Regions from separate parts of the Homo sapiens genome. Here region 1 is linked to region 2. A link is a loop called in an ENCODE intact Hi-C map of the cell type or tissue named here. Cell type or tissue: heart right ventricle. All regions are shown on one strand. Each heading gives the region's core, and the rest is flanking DNA. Links, peaks and the distances in the headings are about the cores only.

Region 1 (10,569 bases), core at 942-8,941, 66 kb before region 2:
AACAGTTTTTCCTTTTGAGGAGTCAGGTGCAGGGATGTTTCTGCTGATCCATTAATGCCAAATTTTAAATTTCTGGTCTGATTTCTGACTGTATAGTGACTATTTAAATTGTTCTGCCACTCATTGGTGACATTTGAGATACGGCTTATTTTTAGAATAATTCCTTATAGTTTAAAGAAATGCAAAAATTCAGATATCTAAAAAAGAACACAGGAGCAATAAAAGTACATATATATTCTGTTTGTGAGATTAACCTTTATGATAGTGGAGAAAAATTCACTTGGTAGTGTGCTTATGGTAAACATTAAAAGGTTGACATATGGTGTTGGACTGACAGTAAGGCTGAAACACTTCTATATCTAGAAAGTTGTGCCTGAGAATTTGCAAAATGCAGAAATGTTTGTCAGCTAATAATATGGATGAGGTGTTTTGAGATTCTCAGATGAATACATGGATTGCTTTAAATGCATTTGTAACATGGGTATGATTGTCATTTTGGTTTATCATGACACATTAAGAAATTGTCACCATTATGGAAATAATGTACTCTTAGACCAAAAGAAGAATGGGGCAAAAAGAGGTTTGAGAAGTATGTGTCATGGGACTTACACACTGTTGGCCTTCTTTTGTGGCTCCAAATTTCCCTGTGCTGCTCATTTACTGTTACTCAATACAGACACCTAATCTGTGTTTTTTTGTTTGTTTTTGCCATCATTGCTCACTCAATGATTTCTGCCATAGCCATAGAGACAGAGTCAATATTTAATTTACTGCTTCCATTCAATAAATGTTTACTTAATGTCTATTACATGGCAACCACAATCCTAGGACCTGGGATGCAACAGGTAAAATAACACAAGGTCCTTACTCTTGGGGACTTATGTCCCCAGTCAAGGCAGATATTTACAGCAAGATTTTCAGTAATGTATTTATATAAAATTCATGTTTTTGTAATACCTTTCTAGGAGAACATTAGAAACTAATAAAGACTACTGCAATATCTTCCTGTGATGAGTCTGCTGTTTGTCACACATATACGTGGTTGATAGCCAGAAAGCACACTTTCCAGACTGCCTTACAGTTAGGAGTGGCCACAACCAGAAAGTGAACGCAAGTGATACAATCAACTTCTACCCCCACGTACCTGAAAGGAAATTCTTGCCCTGAACATTGTCTCTACCCCTTTTTATGAGCGAAAACACTTTCTACCATGCAGGCACACACCCGTGGAATAGCAGAGCAGTAAGACAGAAGGAACCTGGGACCCTGAATGACACTGTGGAGTAGAACCATCCTGCCAACTTAGGCTGCTCATCTGGGAATATTAACAGAAAGAAAAATAGATTTCAATATACATTAACTACTGTATGTTTTTGCGTTTTATTGGTTGCTTTGTTATAGTAGCTAAGCACTTACCCTAACCCACATAACTACTAACTTATCCCTTTTGAATCTAACGTGTCACAACTTAGCAGCCCTCAGGCCAATTCCAGTCTACAAACATATTTTGCTAGTACAGTATGTATTATTAATCTGCAAAGGAATGCTTTTAAACTAGACATGAGAAGTTAAGTGACTTGCTTAATGTCACACAGATAGTGGCAAAATTAGGATTAGAACACAGGTATATTTACCACTCTTTATATAATGAATTTTATCCCATTTTAATCCATGATTTTTAGCATCAGAGACTTAATTACCCAGTCTAATCCAAAGGCCTTGTCACATCTTTTCACCAATTCCTGCAGTTAATAAAGGAAGGGTAGCATTTAATTAAACTAAATGTGATTGCCCAATGACTTCATAGAAAGAAAGTTCATGAGTTTTAAGTTCCAAGTGATTGAGCAATTAAAGGACTATGTCTATTAGATATCAAAATATCTAAAAATAAAAGTGAAAAAAGATTTTTACCTATTTGTATCTTTGCAAATATCAGATCCATGGCATCACACAATGAACTGGATATGGAAGGGACCTTAAAGTTCATCTAGTAGTGGAGTAATAATCGTCATGTTGCAACAAAAAAATTGTGGTTAATAAAAAAATGAGGGGTTAAAAAAATCATATTTCCCTGAATATGTCTACCTTCCTATAACTTGTAATTTACCTAGATTTTGTCCTCTGGTATAGGCAGAACAAATGTTGGCTCTCTTTATTTCTACTATCCTTCAAATATCTGAAGACATCTCATCAACCTAATTTTCTCTCTTCCAGGCTAAATATCCTTCCGTCCTTCCTTCCTTCCTTCCTTCCCTTCCTTTCCTTCCTTCCTCCCTCCCTTTCTCTCTCTCGTCATGTCAACAAATTATTTTCCCCATTTCCCCGAAACATTTAGAATTATGCATTTATTAGTCTTAAAAGCTGAAACAGTTGTTTTGCAAGCGGACTCAACTGAAAATTTAGACTTGTACAAGAACAGAGAAACAAAAATAATCTTTAGGGATTATTTTAAAAATTTAAACACTTACTTTAGCACCATTTTAAAAAACAGAGAATTTTGCATCATATTAGAAAAGCTAAGGTCTTCTGTAATTAGCATAGTATCAGTATTTTATAAGCTTAATATTTTAAAATTAATTTTATGGTTTTAATGCACTATAAATTAACATTTTTTAATTAACCCGGTTTTGAATTAAAGAGGTTTTTTAAAAAGCAAACTTATTGTTTTTATGTTCTGCATCAAAGTTTCCTCTAAACTTGGACAGTAACAACTGGTAATTTGCAAATGAATCAAGCTATTTGTAATAGCTTTAGTTTCTGCTTATGAACTTTTACATATACTAGGGAAAAAACAGGGAAATGTATTCCCTGAATACATCAGAAACTGATTATCTTAAGTGAAACAGACATGAAACTGGATCACCTGAGGGCTACCCTGGTTCATGGACGTTAAACAGCAAAAAATCGTAATGGCCCATCTCCCTTTTCTTCCTTTTTAGGTTTTATACACAGGGCTGTGAGACAGACCATTTACAGAGAATCCTGCTTGCTAAACCACCTGAGGACACATGCAATGATAATGAAAGTAGATAGCCAGGGGCCATGTGCTAATTTTAAGATACTCAACACTGATTTTGGTTCACCAAGCATGGAAAGAAAATCCTGGATGGAGTGAAGCAATAATATTTTTTAAAAATCCTTACAATTACTTTTCTAAGACTCCAAATATTAAATGTACTATTATATACGTCTCCAAATATAAAATAAAACTAGCTAATGTTTAGAACCACAAAATGCAAAGAGCTTTCATCTTTTCAAAAGTCATTTTTTGTGTAATTCTTGCTCATTTACCCAGTAATTAGTTATCGATGCCAAAATTCACCATGTTTATTAAATTGTGGAACCTGTATTATTCACTTCTGCAGATACTATGGCAGGCCACAATCATGTGGGTCACAATACTTTGAAGTTTGCTGGCCTAGCACAAAGTATTTTAGAAGTACCAGAAAATTCTTTGTGAAATGTAACAGAATGAATTAGACTGTTCAGGCCATGTCGTGTTAGCACAATGGAGGAACACTTTTAAGACTTTAAAGTCATGTAATGCAATTCTAGGCTGGATTTTTCTTGTTTAAAAAAAAAAAAGAAGTAGAATGGGAGTGGTTGGAAGAGAAAAGGGCCAATATTTGACAACAGAAATCAGCATAACCTTTTAACTGCAGCAGCCATGGGTGACTGCCCTTTGACCTTGGAAGATTATGTGAGATTTCAATGACAACAGCTGGAAGTGAGCATGTGTGAATAGAGAACACAGATCTGAGGCCTGGTATAAAAGACTGCACAATCTCTGCCCAGATCAGAGTGCTGATTAGAAATTGTTTCCTGGTCCTGGCTTAATAGAGTGTGATCATGAAAGTTGGTGTGTGTGTGTGTGTGTGTGTGTGTGTGTGTGTGTGTGTGTGTGTTTAATTCTTCCAGGAAGAAATCATTGGTGGATTTCTTCCATATCCATTCTACTTCTTCAGCCCCTTCAAATCTTCAGGATTTTCATATAAAACAGGCTCCTCTTTCTTCGAATAAAACCTTCGCTCCTTTTTGTAGACAAAATATCTTTAAGTTATAGAGTTCTCTCCTTGAGTTTTAAAATAACCTCTACTGGGGCATTTCACATAGGTTATCATTATTTTTTGTTTAAGGATCTGTCACTCGCAAACAGACAGACACACACAGACACACAGCTTGAATAAGGACTCAGTTAAAGTGGGGATCTTACTTCTCTCATCTTTCTGATTCTACCATTTGTACAATGTATGACATATGGTGGGTACTCAGTATATCTGTGATGAATGAACACAGAAATGAAACATCTATTCTTAATAGTTTTTTCCTTTCATTCTTGAGATGTAATGGAAGATTCCTGCTACTACACAAACATATGTATAATTTCATCTTTTTTTCAACCAGCTTCATATATATTTTACCAATTTTTTAGTGAAGTCTTTAGGTGTAGTTTGCCAAACATAAACACAAGAGAAAGATTAGTAATTACTTCCTTTCCAAGGCAAGGTAACTTAGTCCAGTAGATACAGGCTACCTGGTGAATGTGGTAATTTCCATGCATAAAACCCTCAATGAATTATATTCACTGGGCTGAAGTACATGTACACTGACACAGATGCACTCTCAGATTCCTACACAGGACTCCATACTTGCTGACACTGCTCTGAAACCACCAGAATGATGCCATATGATTACTGAAAGGGCACTGGGTTATGACTCATTTACGTTGTTTTGGTTTTACCATACACTCTATCTTACCTTCTATTACTCTGGATTTTGCTAACTCTTTTAGCTCTGGATTTTGCTAACTACTCTAGTTTCTATATCAAATTAGCTTCGGTAGAAGGTGGCCTTTCCTCTATGCAAATACCTTGAGTCGGGCAAAAACCAACCTGGCTGAACAATAAAGGACAAGGAGAAGAAACTGGCGAAACTGTCTTCCAAATCAGACATGGGTCATCTGCCTCCATCCTTCTATAGCAACTCTAGATGTTATTCCAAACAAGCCACAGGACAGATTGTTTTTTCAGAACAGACCAAATCCATTTGCTGTTTCAAAATTCTATAAACAAAGCATTAAGGAATTCAATTCCCAGAGCAACTATATGGGTGTTGGCTTTAGTTTCATGGGAGCGTCTGCCAAGCTCACATATTTGTAGAACTATTGGTTTAGAGTGTCCTTTGCAGCTCAGAGCAGGAGGGACCATTGCTTGTGATCTCAATTCACTTTAAGGACTGGGTCTTGCTGGTGACAGGTATACATGATAAATGTTCCAGAAGGCTGACCTAATTTCCGTTGAAGTGAGTGTTTTGCTAAGAACATTCCCTCAAAGTGTCAGCTTGCAACCACGGATTCCAACATGCCGGGGTCCATTCTCCTCAGCGACTTATTACCATTGCTTGTAAAACTTCCCTTAAAATGAAGTTAATTTTGACTTATTTATCCACCTTCTCCAGACTTAGTTTTGAACTTAAGTAAGTTATATATCTAATGTAAAATATGTAATTATCAAACATAGTAAGTTTCATAGTTTTTAGTTGTTTGTGATCTGAAAAAAACAAATACTCAGGGCTAAATATGAATCGGGGTGAATTTGCAATGTACTTGTCTTTTCTCTTGTAAAGGGATCTATATGGCAAAATGTTCATTCATCTTTCAAAAATCATATTTCCAAGATATTATTTATTTACAATAAAGTAGGAGGGGCAGTATTACAGAAATTATAATTCCAAAATCCTAAGCCTCAATTTCCACACCTGTAAAATGACACTAATGATTATACTTACTTCATAAGTTTGTCATTAGGAATAATGAAATAGTACACTTAAAATGCTTAGCAAAGAACCTAGAACACAGAATGTGTTCAAAAAATGATAACTGTTATAAATAACAAACATAATCTTTATATCTTAGATCTTCAATCATACAGGGAATTTTTAACAGAAAAAATTAAGAAATAACCACATTCTTTTCACATGGAATGTTAAATAATGCAAGTATTCTTATAAAAGTTGTCTATAAAAATCAAAATGTAGATAATGTAATTTTATTTAAGTGAATTTTTGAGTAAAAAAATTATTTTCTAAAGCTAGTAACAAATTATTAAAAATAAATTCTCTAGAATTTTTTGATTTTTCTACAAAAAGTGAGAAATAACAGTACTTAGTCTCTAAGCTATTTTAAATGTTAGAAATCTAATTCCTAAATATAATCATATTAGTATATATATTTGTGTGTTTATGAAAATAATTGTTTATAATTCCTCAAATATTTTCAAATATAAATCACCATCTCTTCTTTAAATACATATTGAATATCTATAGAGGCCAAGCATTATTCTAGACATAAGGATACAAATTTTGGTCTTATATTTTTGGGATGATGACTACTAATACTCTAGAAATGGACGTTAGGTCAATCTTACTTGCAGGAGATCAAGTTTTATCTACTTTTTCATAAATAATGTACAGAAGTATATAGAGAAAGAATTAAAAATGGCCTCCTTTTTCCAGTTTCACTTTATTTTTTAAAAGACTTTCGTTTGCTGAAAATTCCTGTTGATAACTAAATATGCCATGCTGCCTGCTCTAGGAAACTGAATTTAATTTATTTAATTTAGAAATCTGATTTTATTTTTCAGTATTTTTTTGAAAAAAAGTTATTTAAATTTTTTTAGATGTGAAAGTACTTCAGATGGTATAAAAAGGCATATAAAATAAGCAATTAATATTAACACTAAATGCAGAAATAACTTTTTAAAATAAACTACCCTCTAGTGCAGAGCCTCCACACTTTAGCTCCTTCCGTCAATACAAATGGAGAATCATCAGAAAGCATCATTAAAGAAAGGGTCTTGATTCCTTATAGCTTTAAATCAATGCTGAAAGAATTTGGCCTTTTAGGCAGGAGAATGATCGACACATTTCACTTGACTGACTTTGATCATTGAAGCACTTTATGATCCAGGCCACTTCCTTGATTTTAGGGAACATAACCTTTGACTCACAGAACGTGTTGAGGACATCTCAGACTCGGCTCCAAGTAAGAGCGCTCTTGTTCTTCTCGGAACCACTACAATGTTTCTCATCAGGGTTATCAGCATTCGGAGGGGAATCAGTTCCAGTGTTTAGAACTGCCCTGTCCCCTCAGGATGCTCAGCATCCCTGGCCTGCACCACTGAATGCCAGCAACATCCCCTCCTTGTGAGCACCAAAAATGCCCTCACACATTTTTGAATACCCTTAAGGAGAGCCATATGGTCCCTGGAGGAAAATACCCTCCAGTGTATAAACACTGCCTTAAGACCTCAGCAGGTATTTAGTACTATGTGATCTTGCCACTGTTGAGCTGTCTGACTTATATTCTCTGTAATTAGAATATAAACTCTTATAAGGTCAGGGACTGATTATTACAATTCTTTTGAAATGCCCCTTCTTCCTCAGCCATACCCTCTACTCCTCACCCTTACCCAAGTATCTAACTCAGATTTTATAGTGAGAACTTGATTTTAAAAACTGTTATATCTAAACTACTATCTTTGGTTGAGGGGGGTTGGGAGGAGACTCTCAGACATGTGGTCTATAAATATAAACTCGACAATTTGGACTTTCTGGAAGAATCTTGATTTTGAAGATTGGCTTATCAGTCCGTATGTGGACGAGAGAGTACATTGGCCAAGCCTCCCTGATCTCCTTTTGTTGTTGCTGAGAAGGTGTGTTCACTGCACTAAAGCTCTCAGGAACATTCAGACAGCATCTTATTTGTTCACGACAGCATCATTGTACCTAAAAGTCCACAGACTCTATGGAAATACGAAATAACATGTAAAAATTGAAAATAAATATGCATTCTGTTCTCTGCTCTCAACTCAAGGATGCAGGTGAACTAAAAAGACACAGCACCAAAATGACCCGTCCTTATTGCTAAAACCAAATGAACACAACCCTGAAAATATACAGGAAACAAAATTAAGCAACAACAGGCTACATAATGTCAACCAACCATGAATTCCAATGAGTGCCTTTGTTTCAACTGCTTGTTCAGAAGTAGGGCAGCTCCTCCAGCTCTAATATTTTTCCCTCTAATCATTCTGATACTTTATTGAATATCTGTCATTTTTACAAAATTAAGAGCCAATGGCTGCTACCCAGTACCAGGTTGCATGGAAGTCCTTCTGCTTTGCGATTACCAAAGAATACTCCCTTAGTTAAATTCCTACCTCTAACATCAGAAAATCGATCAAATCTCCCAAGGTTGCAGCGTAGTCACAGACCAGATGCAAAGTACCATGTTTATGCATGTATACACAAACATATATGTATGCGAGTTCAATTTCATTTACTCCCTCGAAAACCCACACAGAGAAAAGCACTTTCTTGTCAGATGTTAACTGTCAGGGGCACTTGAAATATTTTTCACTACCGTAGGCATTTCTGACCCTCAGTGTCACCATTAGCAACAATGCCATAAGGGACATGATTTGTAGCTAATTTGAACATGGAGCCCTTCTGGCCACAGCTGGTGAAGCCAATAGCATTCTGCTCTCTTATACAGTAAATCGTTAGAAAAAGAGTCAGTAAGCTCAATGGCTAATTTCTGATGTTCCAACTACCATTAAAAGGGTTAGAGAGAAGCTAAATGTAGTGTTTTTTTTTGTTTCAGGTGCTTTAATTATAAACCTAAAATGTTTCTCTACAGCCTGATTTATTCATTCAACAAATATCTATTGATGCCAACCTATAAACAAATACGAACAGTGAACTCAGAACATATATCAAAATATTTCGTGTCATCAAGGGCTCACAGATTAGTCAAAACTTCTTTCAAAGAACAGCTAGTGGGGAAGGCTTGATTCACACCAGGAAGATCCAGTTCAAATGTCACCACCTTCTGATATCATTTCTGTATCCTTAGAGCATCACAGGTCGCTGCAATGTAGGCCTCAATAAATACTGATGACTGCTTGAGAGGAGATGAAAGTGCAAGTCAAATTTATGGGGGGCAACAAGGATAACCCTATGGATAGGAAGTCAAGTGTATATGTTGGAGGCAGAGTATAAAGTGAGTACCATTGTCAGACAGAGGTTTGAAGAGATGATAGAGCCAAAATTTGGAAGGTTTCAAGTAATTTTGAGAGTATTCTGTAAGTAATAATCAGGTGGAATCATAATTTAGTGCATTATCATTATTAGAGGAATATTTTTCTTATAGCTTATTATTTACTTTTATAAGTCAGACATGGGTTTCACTCAATTACTAGCTTTGTGACCTTAAGCAAGTTAATTAAACTTTCAATAATTTACCCAAGAAACCTTTGTTGAATATCTTCTCTGCTTCAGGTACTATGGTAGGCATTAGAGTGTACCTCTTTGACCTTCAGGTCCTTGCAGTCCAGTAGGGGAGGCAGGCCAACAGAGGAAGCATTACAATACAATGTGGTAAGGGCTCTGGTAGTGGAAGCAGGCTCTGAGGGCACAGAGGGGGGCATTAAACTAGTGAAAGGGCTAGGGAAGGCTTTGTGGAAGCAGTGATGGCCTATACAAGTCATCAAAGACCAGCAGGATTAGTGACGTGAAGTGCAGGAAAGTGACACAGTTTTTTTGTGGTTGTAAGAATAACAATAACAATAAAGTGATACGAGCTAATATTTACTGAGTGCTCACTGCATGCCAGATATTCTCCTCAGCTTTGCCATGTGTTATTTCCTGTAATTTTCAAAGTGTTATGAGGTAGGTGCTATTACATATTATAATTTCATTTTACAGATAAAGCACAGTCTAAGGTCACACAGACAGTAACTGGTAGAGTCGGGATTTCAACTGAAGCAATGTAATTAACTAAGGCACTGTTCCCTAATTGCACGAGTAAGAACACCTACTCCAGAGGCGGAAGCACTTAGAACAGGTTTGGAAGATGATGATGGATTATAACCATTATTGTAATCAATGTGTACATACAAATTCCTGATGTGCACATCTAAGTACCATAGATTTTTTTTTCTCACCAAATGATGGACTCAGTAGATTTTACCCAAACCAAAACTCCAGCTTTACAGTCCAGGGAAAGTGTCTGATAGAGTGTGGATGTTGCTCCCTCTAAATCTCATGTTGAACTGTAATCCCCAATATTGGAAGTGTGGCCTGGTGGGAGGTGATTGAATCATGGGGGCAGATTTCTCATGAATGAAACAGTGCCATATTCTTGGTGTTGTCCTCAGGATAGTGAGTTCTTGCAAGATCTGGTTGTAAAGTGTGTGTCACCTCCCCAACCCCTTCTCTTTCTTGCTCCCGCTCCTGCCATGTGACCTGTCTGCTCCTGCGTCACCCTCTGCCATGAGTGAAAGCTCCCTGAGGCCTTCCCAGAAGCCCAGCAGATGCCTGCAGCATGCTCCCTGCACAGCCCACAGACCAGTGAGCCAATTAAACCTTTTTTCTTTATAAATTACCCAGCCTCAGATATTCCTTTATAGCAAAGCAAGAATGGTCTAATAGTGTGGTTCATCAAACAACCTGGTGGGAAGGTTGTTTCTTCCTTATCAATACCACTGAAGCCATTCTCTCTGAATACAA
Region 2 (10,569 bases), core at 1,078-9,077:
ATGAAAATGGCTTATTTTTATGTATCTACATTTTATTAGATGCTATTTATTAACATACTACAGGTATATTCAGAATATCAATAAAGTGATGTGGAATTGTGCAGATAATAAAATAATACACACTTTCAAGGCACATAGTATACATGATAAAAGATGATGAACTAATAATAAAGATTAAGGGTCCAGGATTACATCCCTGTAATCCCAGCACTTTAGGAGGCCAAGATGAGAGCATCATTTAAGACCAGCCTGGGAAACTTAGCAAAACCCTGTCTCAGGAAAAAAAAAAAAGAAAAAAAGAAAAAAAAAAAAAAACAGCTAAGCATGTAGTCCTAGTTACTCAGGAGGCTGAGATGAGAGGATCACCTAAGTCCAGGAGTTTGAGGCTATGCTGAGCTATGATTGTGTGCCACTGCACTCCAGTTCTGGCAACAGAGTGAGACCCTGGTTTGAAAAATAAATAATAAATAAACAAAGATGAAGGAAACAATATTCAAATAACATGAGAGGGGAAAAAGCTTCACTTACGAACTCAGTAGAGCTGGGTGTGGTGGCTCACGCCTATAATCCCAGCACTTTGGGAGGCCAAAGTAGGCAGATCATGAGGTCAGGAGTTCGAGACCATCCTGGCTAACATGGTGAAACCCCGTCTCTACTAAAAAAATACAAAAATTAGCTGGACATGGTGATGTGTGCCTGTAATCCCAGCTACTCGGGAGCCTGAGTCAGGAGAATTGCTTGAATCCGGGAGGCAGAGGTTGCAATGAGCCAAGATCATGCCACTGCACTCCAGCCTGGGTGACAGAGGGAGACTCTGTCTCAAAAAAAAAAAAAAAAAAAAAAAAAACAACGCAGTAAAAAATATAAAAAACAAAATCATGACTGGAGACAATTCTCTACCTCTGCACAAACATGCTTATCCTGCTACAGAGGACTAGTTAACTGAGCTGAGACAGCACAGACACACTTCTCTCACATTCCCACAACCTATTCTTGCCTCAATTCTCTGGGTACCTGAGGTAAAACGCAGCTAAGGATATTGGGTTTTCCTCTGGCTGAATAGAGGAACCGATCTTGAAAAACATAAATAAAAGAAACTAATTATTTGCGAATTTGCTAAAATAGATGGACTGTAAAACAACAAAACAAAACAAAACAAAAAACCCAACTGGTAGTCCTTTAATTATAACACTTAAATGCAGCTCTAAGTTGAAAGGTTTTAATTTATTTACCAAATTTATGAAAATGGTACATCTTTCTCTCAAGCCTTGAAGTTCTCGTCCCAGGCTGGCACAAGCACACACACATGCAGTGCCATGTGTATGGCACTGTGAGTGAGTCTTTTTGGGCCCTTACAACAGAGGGTCCTAAATAAATGATACAAGGATCATTTACTGGATCCTTGTATTTTGCTAACTACAGACCTGTGTAAACCATATTCTTGCAATCAAAACATGAAAGTATACAACATACAAGCACACAAACCATGACTGTTAACTTTCCTCTTTCTGTATTTCCCTTTTGACCAAAACATAACAAATAGCAGTATAAAGGTAGAATCTGGGCTCAGAAAATTCTCACTTTCTGGTTTAAAATGAACAACACTTAGGGACTAAACCAAGCTCGTCCAACCCACGGCCCAGGGGCCACATGCAGCCCAGGACAGCTTTGAACACGGCCCAACACAAATTCGTAAACTTTCTTACAACATTATGAGATTTTTTTTTTTTTTTTTTTTTTTTAGATGGAGTCTCACTTTCTCACCCAGGCTGGAGTGCAGAGGTGCGATCTTGGCTCACTGCAACCTCTGTCTCCTCGGTTCAAGCGATTCTCCTGCCTCAGCCTCCTGAGTAGCTGGGATTACAGGCACGCACCACCACACCCAGATAATTTTTTTTGTATTTTTAGTAGAGATGGGGTTTCACCATGTTGGCCAGGCTGGTCTTGAACTCCTGACCTCACCTCAAATGATCCACCCGCCTTGGCCTCCCCAAGTGCTGGGATTACAGGCGTGAGCCACCATGCCTGGCCAACATGCTAAGATTTTTTTGCGATTTTTGTTTTAAGCTCATCAGCTATCGTTAATGTTAGTGTACTTTATGTGTGACCCAAGGCAATTCTTCTTCTTCCAATGTGGTCGAGGGAAGCCAAAAGATTGGACATGCCTGGACTAAACGATATGCTAGGTATTTACAGAGCTAGAAATACTTCCTAGTGAGCTTACATTTGGTCTACCCGAGGGCAGCCTAGCAGCGGCCACATTAGTTGACATGGGAAGCTTGAGCCCCAAATTAAAAATCAACAAGCACAAGATCTGTATTATACAACAAAGTACCGAAGTTTTCATTTCTGTGATATATAAATTGTATGATAGTAAGAATCCTATGATCCCGTGTGAGGTGCCAAGAAAAAAGAGGTATCTTTTCTACTTAGTTTCACAACTGCCAGTCAGGTGCCAAGGTGACTTGAAGACCAAAACTTCCCACCAAAACCAAACCCTAGTTCTATTTCCACTATGGAACACAATAAAAATCTACTCGTAAAAGATTTTGAGTCTCCCACAAAGTAACATACTTTTAATGTGACCACATTTCAAACAGTTTACCCATCACAATAAGATCTGAAATACACATGGCATGTCTCCTTAGTCTGTTTCCCTTATTACACATGTGGTTTCCTCTTTCTAAATTCGGACTTATGCCCCATTTTAGAAGGTCAGGAGAAAGTAACGCATAATGCAAAAGTATTTCAAGCAAATCATATGATATCTGTACTTGATAATTTCTCATGGTTTTACACCAAGAGAATCACTGCATATTGAAGATTACACATTTTTTAAAAGCTAGAACACTGAGCCTTCCTTTCAGACAATTCAAACAAGGAGCGTATTGCTGACACAGCAACACTGTGGTCTCAGACTGTGGGAAATGTCAAATTTATGGTCCTGGGGGTGATTGGTGGATGGTTTTGTGGTGTGTATGGTGTTTTGTTTTGTTTTGTGTGTGCTTTTTCTTTTCTCTTTTGAGTCTCTGACAGAAACAGAGCTCTACAAACTTTCTGGCGACCTCCCAGGAAAACAGAAGGAAGCTGTATCCTGTACTTCCCCTGGGATCTAATGAAATATACAGCCTCTGGGCTTCTTTCAATTTGGACTTTCAGATCGCTAAGCCAGTGAAAAGGGGATCCTAGCTGTCACAAACGTCACATGGTCAGGGTCACCTGCTGCTCGGGGGTTCTCATGCCAGTTGTTGACATAATAAGCCCCCCTTACACTTTAATTACAATTCACAGTGTGCAAACTATGCAATCTGCTTTAAGGCAGACTGTCTTTTAAATCAACACTAAAATTCTACTACTAATATGGCAATGCAATGTAGCAGAGGAAGGGTGTGTCCACATGACTAACTATATGCAGATATCTGCCGTTTGGGAGACAGTGGGTAGCATTTGCCAAAATATAAAATGGTGTTGCTGACCCCAATTCTGGGAGATGGTACTTGAATCTTACTGTGCTCTGAGACTTCTTTCCATAGGCCACAAAAAGGTAATGCAATATACTTCATGTGTAGCATTTTACATTTGTATAACTACTATTTTTTTTCACATGGCTCCATAACTGTTCTATGTACTAATCTTGCCTATCCAACAGAAGGAGTGTTGAAGAACAGTGAATTTCTACTTCCCTATTTCTTCCCCTTTAAACCTAGGGCAGTGCCAGTGATGTTTAACACATGCTTCTAGAGTTGTGTCAATGCTCTATCATTTACTGGATCCTTGTATTTTGCTAACTACAGACCTGTGTAAGCTATATTTTTGCAATCAAAACATGAAAGGTCATTTTAAAACAGAGCCCATTTAAAATGATATGACAATGCAGGGAGCTGTTTAAAAAGTGCTAACACATAATTATAGTCTACAGTTTTCTCCAAAAACAACAGTGGAAATTAGTTACAATTCTATTACAGACAACTGCTATAAACTTAGGTGGGCTAACCTCTGAATGAACTATCCCAGTACTCTGGGAATTGCAATCTCATTTTCAGTGCCACAAATGACGTAAGATGGAACACACAAAACAAACCCACACAAAGTACTTTATGTTTATGAAGTCTTACTCAAACACCTTAGCTGAGCTAACCAGTATGTCTCACTGTAAAACACCACCACCACCAGTAACAACAAAATAAATAATCAAACAAAATAGAAGAAATCCAAATAGAAAAAAAAAGTTTTAAAAATAATAATGCCTATACTTGCTTTAATGAAGGATGTACCTGAATTACAAATGCCATCATGACAGATTAAATTAGCCAATAATTAGTCACTGCTTTATTTTTTTTTAGTGTCAAACAATGGTAGATACCAAGACAAGTAACAACAAAAGGCAAAAGAGTTTATTTTATTTAGACGTGGTCATTCTAACATAAGGAGAAGATGCATTTTCCTTTCAAAAATTGAGGTCTCTTTGGGCAAACTTTCAGTCCTTTGGCTATTAGGGTTTGTCTTCATGAAGGCAGACATAAAGCAATTCTGTTCTCTTCCTTATTTGAACACTTTCAGTCTTCACCTGGCTCTCTGCCACCCCAGCTAAACCACTTGACCTCTGATTACATAACAGTCCCCATCTGTGAGCTCAGCCATCCTCAGGAGATAGGAGGGGCCATGAGAAGCTCAAGTTCACCATGAGCCACAGCAGTAAGCCATGCTTTAGCCTCTGACCTGTGCTCCAATTTTGGTACAATGATTTCTGCCATGTTCTCCAACAGGTAAGCTCTACCTCAAGGACTAACTTCTGTACCTGTATTTGGTCAAGTGCCCTAGCTCATCTGGAACTGGAGATGTTGACTTGCTTTTCCCTACCTGCCTCCCAAGAACAAAATTCTGGCACGGAAACCCAGGCTAGCACGTGGAGCCCTATGACCCACTGACAGACTTCTCTGACACTAACCTTCTGCCTGGATTACTGTCATCTGCTTATGTTCTCTATTTCTTGGTTCTGTCCAACTTTTGGGACATTGAACTGCCAGTTAGACTTCCATGTTGTATAACACTCCACTAAGCTTACCAGCCAGTGCCTATACTCAGAGCATTTGGAACATGGCTGGACTGAACTTCTTTATGGAACTTCAAAACTACCAATCCCAGAATATCAACCTTCACGTAATTTCAGGTCCTGGCCCTTTACACATCTCATCCCAAGATATAAACTCTATCTGCCAATTCCCTTTTTTTCCCTTGGTAGGTAGGAAACAAAACATCTCTAAAACTCTGTAAAGAGTAGGAATACAAAATAGAATAGAAGTTACCTTATCCAGTACTGTTAGGGCCAGTTGTTGATTGGTTAATTTGAAAAAATGGATGAAGAAGATACTCATTAATGAGACATATGCACCTTAAACATTTTAACTTTGAGCATGTGTATGTACATTCTTTGGCCAATCTTTTTATGCAGAGGCAAAAATTTAAATTTAATAATGTCTGTTAATAATTGGAGCTCCACAGCATCTTTCTTATATAATGCGTATCTATAATGCATCATAAAAGATTTCCAGTTCCATTTACTTTAAGTAGTGGGAGAATTTAAAGATATTTCTAAAATAATCTAACAAAACTCTTATTTTTACAACCTTCTCTCATCTTCTGTAGTTATCTCACTGACATGTAATCTGACAGAAATTTTTGTAGCTTGCCTTTACTGATTCTTTCCAAGGCACTGGGTTAGTTTCATAGAAATAAAACTTTTCCATTTTGAACTTGCATGCCATTGGTTCACATAAATTTAATTAAATTACACAATGGTGATACAAATAAGACTAGTATAAACAGGTCCGGAATAACACAACTGACGTGGTAAGCACACAACTGGTAAAAACAATAGTGCTAGGATGTGGTAGTAGGTAACTGTTGGCCATGAAAATTCAACATGCCAAAGGAATCAGTATATTACAAAGAAAACAAAAAGTCTTGGTTCATCTTGCAAGCTGGTTAATACAGAGTTTCTACTATGAGGGTCTATCCAAAGAAAATATAATCCAAATATACATTGAATGGATATTGTGAGTAGGAATTGATGTTTGATGCATAATGCTTGATGCTGTGATACAATGTTGAAAAAGACATCTTTCCCAGCATTCTGGTATAGCTCTAATTTCTAATATCAAAAAGTAATTAGAAATAATTATAAGAAACTCCTCATTGGAGTTACTGTATTTTAAATGGTAACTGAATTGATACCTCTATCTACCTGCTGTAGGAGGCTTAATATTCAAGTTGATCTAAATATATTTAAAGAACACGAAAAATAGTCAGCTTACCTCCTAATACAGTATTTTCAAATTCTGAACTCTATTTATATTTTTGTTATTTTGTATCGTTACTTCTGTTTTCATTAAATACATGATTGCTGAAGCAGTTTTTAAAATTAGAGGCACTGTGTTAATACAAAAAATCAACTGCCATTTTAACATCACGTAGTCTGACAACTGAAAACAATCACATAACAGTCATAATTTTTCAGTATTTTATGATTTTTCAGGTTATGTAACTATCAGTTTTCACGTGATTGTACTTAAGATCAATCTTTTAGCAATAAGAAGCCTTAATCTCAACCTTCTGCTTTTTATCAGTTTACTTATTATCAGCTTCAAAATAAATGTATGACATAATTGTGTTACATATATGACAATAATGATGGTCACAGTAACAGCTAGCATTTATTGAATGTCTAGCAATAAAAATAAAGTGATTTATATATACATAACTTTCCCAGCAACTTTTGCAAAGTAAACATTACCATCTTCATTTCAGGGTGAGGAAACAGACAGCACTAAGAGAAAAAGCTGGAACTCAAAACCAAATTAACTCCAAACTTAAGTTTTCCCACTTCGACAAGGTGTGTGTATGTACGTAGTAAAGAGATCACGGAGTTCCCTTTCCAGTGAAATTTTTATTTGTACGGATGCATGTGTATGTAGGCATATGCGCACACAAACACACACATACACTTTAGTTAAATCAATTTCATATGCAAAAGAAAAGTGAGCCAGGGCTAAGTTATTAAAAGAAGCCTTTGAAGCAGAGAGTGATGATGTGTGAAAGACATACAACAAAAGTTTATTTAAACAAAGAACAAGCACAGAGGGATGGGACAAAAGTGAAAATAAGAGAAATGAAGGCTCTCCATCTTTTTTCTGTGTCTATGGATTTCTCATACATAGAAAAACAAAACAGTAAGAAAGAGATGTATGCAGTTTATGGAATATCCAAAAGTAAAATTAGTTTCAGCTAGGGCCCAGATGAACTCAACTCCACACTGATTTTTCAACAAAGTTTTTCTATGTGAAACACAATCATGTTATCCTGTAGTAAAGTCCTTGATATTAAACATAATTTCTTACTTCTAAGAAAAAACTCGAGCTATGATTTTAATAAATATTTTTATAGTATCTTTTTCAATGTCATGTTATGAAAGCAAAATTTTCAAGTAGGCTTCAGAAAAGAGATAGAGCCTTTTTACTTTCATTCATTATGCTCTGTAGAACATTTCAATATCCAGTGTACATTTCAACAGGCACTAAATTGGCCCATAATTTTCTTACAATTCAAATTTTTGTCTGGTCATCTTAATTAAAAGTGAAAAATTTGGCCAATCATACAGAAATTATATTCATGACACATACCATGTAGATCATATGGAAGTGGCATGGTACTTGTAAAAATAAACATTCCTCTTTTAGCAAAACAAAGAGCAACATTTACATTGCTCTTGGGGAGCAGAACAAAAAGAGAGGCCAAAAAGTTGCAATGGAGAAAGGTCTTCCAATCTAAAGTGAAAACTAATTTTGTCTGCTTGCATTTAAGTAGACATTATAAAAGTCTTACAGAGACGCCATGCTTACAGAAGGCATTATTGCCTTTGAATATAAATGAAAGCACATTTCTAGCACTTATATTATTACAAATATTGAAAATGGCCTCCAGAAGCTTTTAGCAATGTACGCTTTGTCTTGTTTCCAAAGAAGCAATCCAATTAAAATGATCATTTTCAGCATAGAGGACTAGGACAATGAACCGTACCTTGCACCCAGCATCTCAGAAATACTTTGGGGAAAAATTTATGGAAAATAGATTTGAAACTTCCATATGCTTTCTGTGCACTTTTACTAACCAAGCATAATTTACCAATATTTTCCTAGAAAAGGAACTGCATGTGTTTTTCTGCCTCTTGCAGTAAGTATCCATCCATGATTATTCCAACCCATACCATGTTTGCTTCCTTGAATTCACTATGTCACAGTGTATCTTGTGTACTCAAACTGTCAGCAGGAACATGGTAACGAATATTATTCTTTTTTTCTTTTTTTTGAGATCAAGTCTCACTCTGTTGCCTAGGCTGGAATGCTGTGGCATGATCTTGGCTCACTGGCTCACTGCAACCTCCGCCTCCCGGGTTCAAGCAATTCTTGTGCCTCAGCCTCCTGAGCAACTGGGACTACCGGCGACTGCCACCGCGCCCAGCTAATTTTTGTATTTTTAGTAGAGATGGGGTTTCACCAGAGTTTGAGGCCAGGCTAGTGTCAAACTCCTGACCTCAAGTGATCTACCCGCCTCGGCCTCCGAAAGTGCTGGGATCCACCTGCCTTGGCCTCTGAAAGTGCTTGGATTATAGGCGTGAGCCACCGCATCTGGCCATTATTCATTTTTGATACATTCCTTCCACCTCCCCCATCTAATAGCAAATACCCATGTTAAGCGTAAAGAAGACACTTAAAAAACGTGTTGGCTGAATTATTTTTCTTACAGTAAGATTATTTCATTGTTTGTCCTAACTATAACATCTGGTTAGTAAAGTTTTTGATTTGTAGAAATTATTTCCTTCTGAAAAAAATCAATGTTTACCATGTTGTTGTGGTCTAAATTTTTTCAATTCCATAAACTTAATTCTTGTGGCCATTTTTTCAATCAGTAAGTATGTAAGCACCTTTTATAAATTGTTTTAAAATAGTTTACACTACACTTGATACTGATGAAATTATAAAATAAAAATGTATTGTTTTATGTCTTTCAGGATGTATGTCATAAAAGTTGGATGCCTTCCTTTCAAGACATTTGAATGGATCACCAAATAATTACCTACTTTTCTCTCACAACTCAGATAAATAATTAAAAGGAGATATACACAGATTGGTTGCATACTTAAGAGTGAGAATCAATTAAAACAAAATTGTATGCATGTTCTTCTAATAATATATCCCTACAGGGACCATGAGATGCTACCTTTACATTTGTAAAATTACTGAGGTCAGATCAGAGCCTTAATGCTATTTCTCCATGAGCATTCAGAAGTGGTTGTGCATAGGCGTTATGTGGAATTGGGGCTGGGGAAGATTTAATTGGCAATTTTTTAGTTATTTAGTTTTAGTTATGCCCCAGAAACCAGAAATGGTCACTGAATATTTATTGAGCATGCCTAGAGTGGAAGTTTCTTATTTAAGTTGGTATTTAAGTTGGGACTGCAGTAAGGGGCATCTTTCACAAAGAAACGTTTTGGGATTACCTTTAAATAACATTTAAATCCCCTTCATTAATTGTCTCAGAGCTCTCCGGTGCAACTTAACAATAGGAAGCAGCTGTGCTCCAAACAAAAGAACACACAGCTCTGGGAAGATGCCACCATTTGAGAAATCACACATCATAAGGAAAGGTTGTTACTTCTAATTTAGTTCTGTGGACCAATTCAAGTTTGGGGGTTCCAGAAAGCCTGAAACCCTACCTCTCAGGGCTGTGTTTTAATATTAGGGAACTGTCTAATTTGTGCTTCAGGAAGTTCTGTGCATTTTTACGAAATCCATCTCACCGAAGCCTTTTAGTTAAAAGGCTTGCGTAATTGTGCACACAGATAAAAACTGCACTCATGATATTACATATTTTACTGCATTCTCCCTTGAATCTATCTGCCCATTATTATGGTTAATTATGCAGAGGTTTGGTTCTCTAGCTGGAGGGACAGCTAGTTGAGGGTGAGCTAGTTGAGGACCTTTATTTTTTTCCCTGCACCTAGTTCAGTAGCTGACATAGAAGGGCTTGGTAAATGCTGGCTCAATTAGATTTTTCAGAACTTTCTCAGACTAATGTTTGCTTATCACCGCACACATGTACAAGAACTACTTGAAACTCTTGAAAAGGAAATTTAGTCCTTTAAGGGTTCAGAAATAACAATGAAAGATAACATTCTCACCAAAAAACAAAAAAGCTCAAAACCAGGAAACACTTGATACAGGAGCTCATGAGAATACTTATTCTCTCATTTATTAAACTAAGAAAGTTCTCAGGATCATGTTGGCAGTAGACCATTTCTGGCCCTGAGATGAATGCCCTTTTTCCAAGTTAAAACCATGGCCCAGCTGTGAAATAATGATGGCTGCAAGGAACCCAATGGTGGCAGCAAACTCAACTCAAAGGCCCAATATTTGTAGGCACCAAACAGACAAGCCAGCAAAACAGGAGTGGTGACCAGATGTCAGCAACGGCCCGAGGGCATCCCTCTCACCTCCCCTCACACATAATGCT

What was found. Hi-C counts contacts between places; a loop is a spot of excess contacts. Peaks named below come from ENCODE experiments on the same cell type or tissue, not always from the same donor. Only the 100,000 strongest peaks of a DNase experiment are listed, where the experiment ranks them.
Region 1: a loop joins it to region 2, with 3 times the contacts of the local background. A loop is called at or near these places in 6 of 110 quality-filtered maps.

What each region holds. Positions count from the first base shown.
Region 1 is chr1:61,313,127-61,323,695 of GRCh38, reverse strand. All of the region lies in intron 3 of NFIA (nuclear factor I A), which reads right to left. Among named protein-coding and RNA genes, the nearest start is that of NFIA-AS1, 65 kb to the right of the region's middle. In heart right ventricle, for the core only: no CTCF peak of the experiment used is centred there; a DNase peak (open chromatin) is centred at 5,195; H3K4me3 peaks cover 741 bases; H3K27ac peaks cover 4,087 bases.
Region 2 is chr1:61,247,608-61,258,176 of GRCh38, reverse strand. All of the region lies in intron 2 of NFIA (nuclear factor I A), which reads right to left. NFIA-AS1 (NFIA antisense RNA 1) reads left to right here and starts at 4,659. Exons shown (of 4, transcript NR_104180.1): 1 at 4,659-4,766; 2 at 6,808-6,892; 3 at 8,196-8,229; 4 at 9,068-9,232. RefSeq lists an enhancer at 7,459-7,960. In heart right ventricle, for the core only: no CTCF peak of the experiment used is centred there; DNase peaks (open chromatin) are centred at 3,064 and 4,596; H3K4me3 peaks cover 1,270 bases; H3K27ac peaks cover 5,185 bases.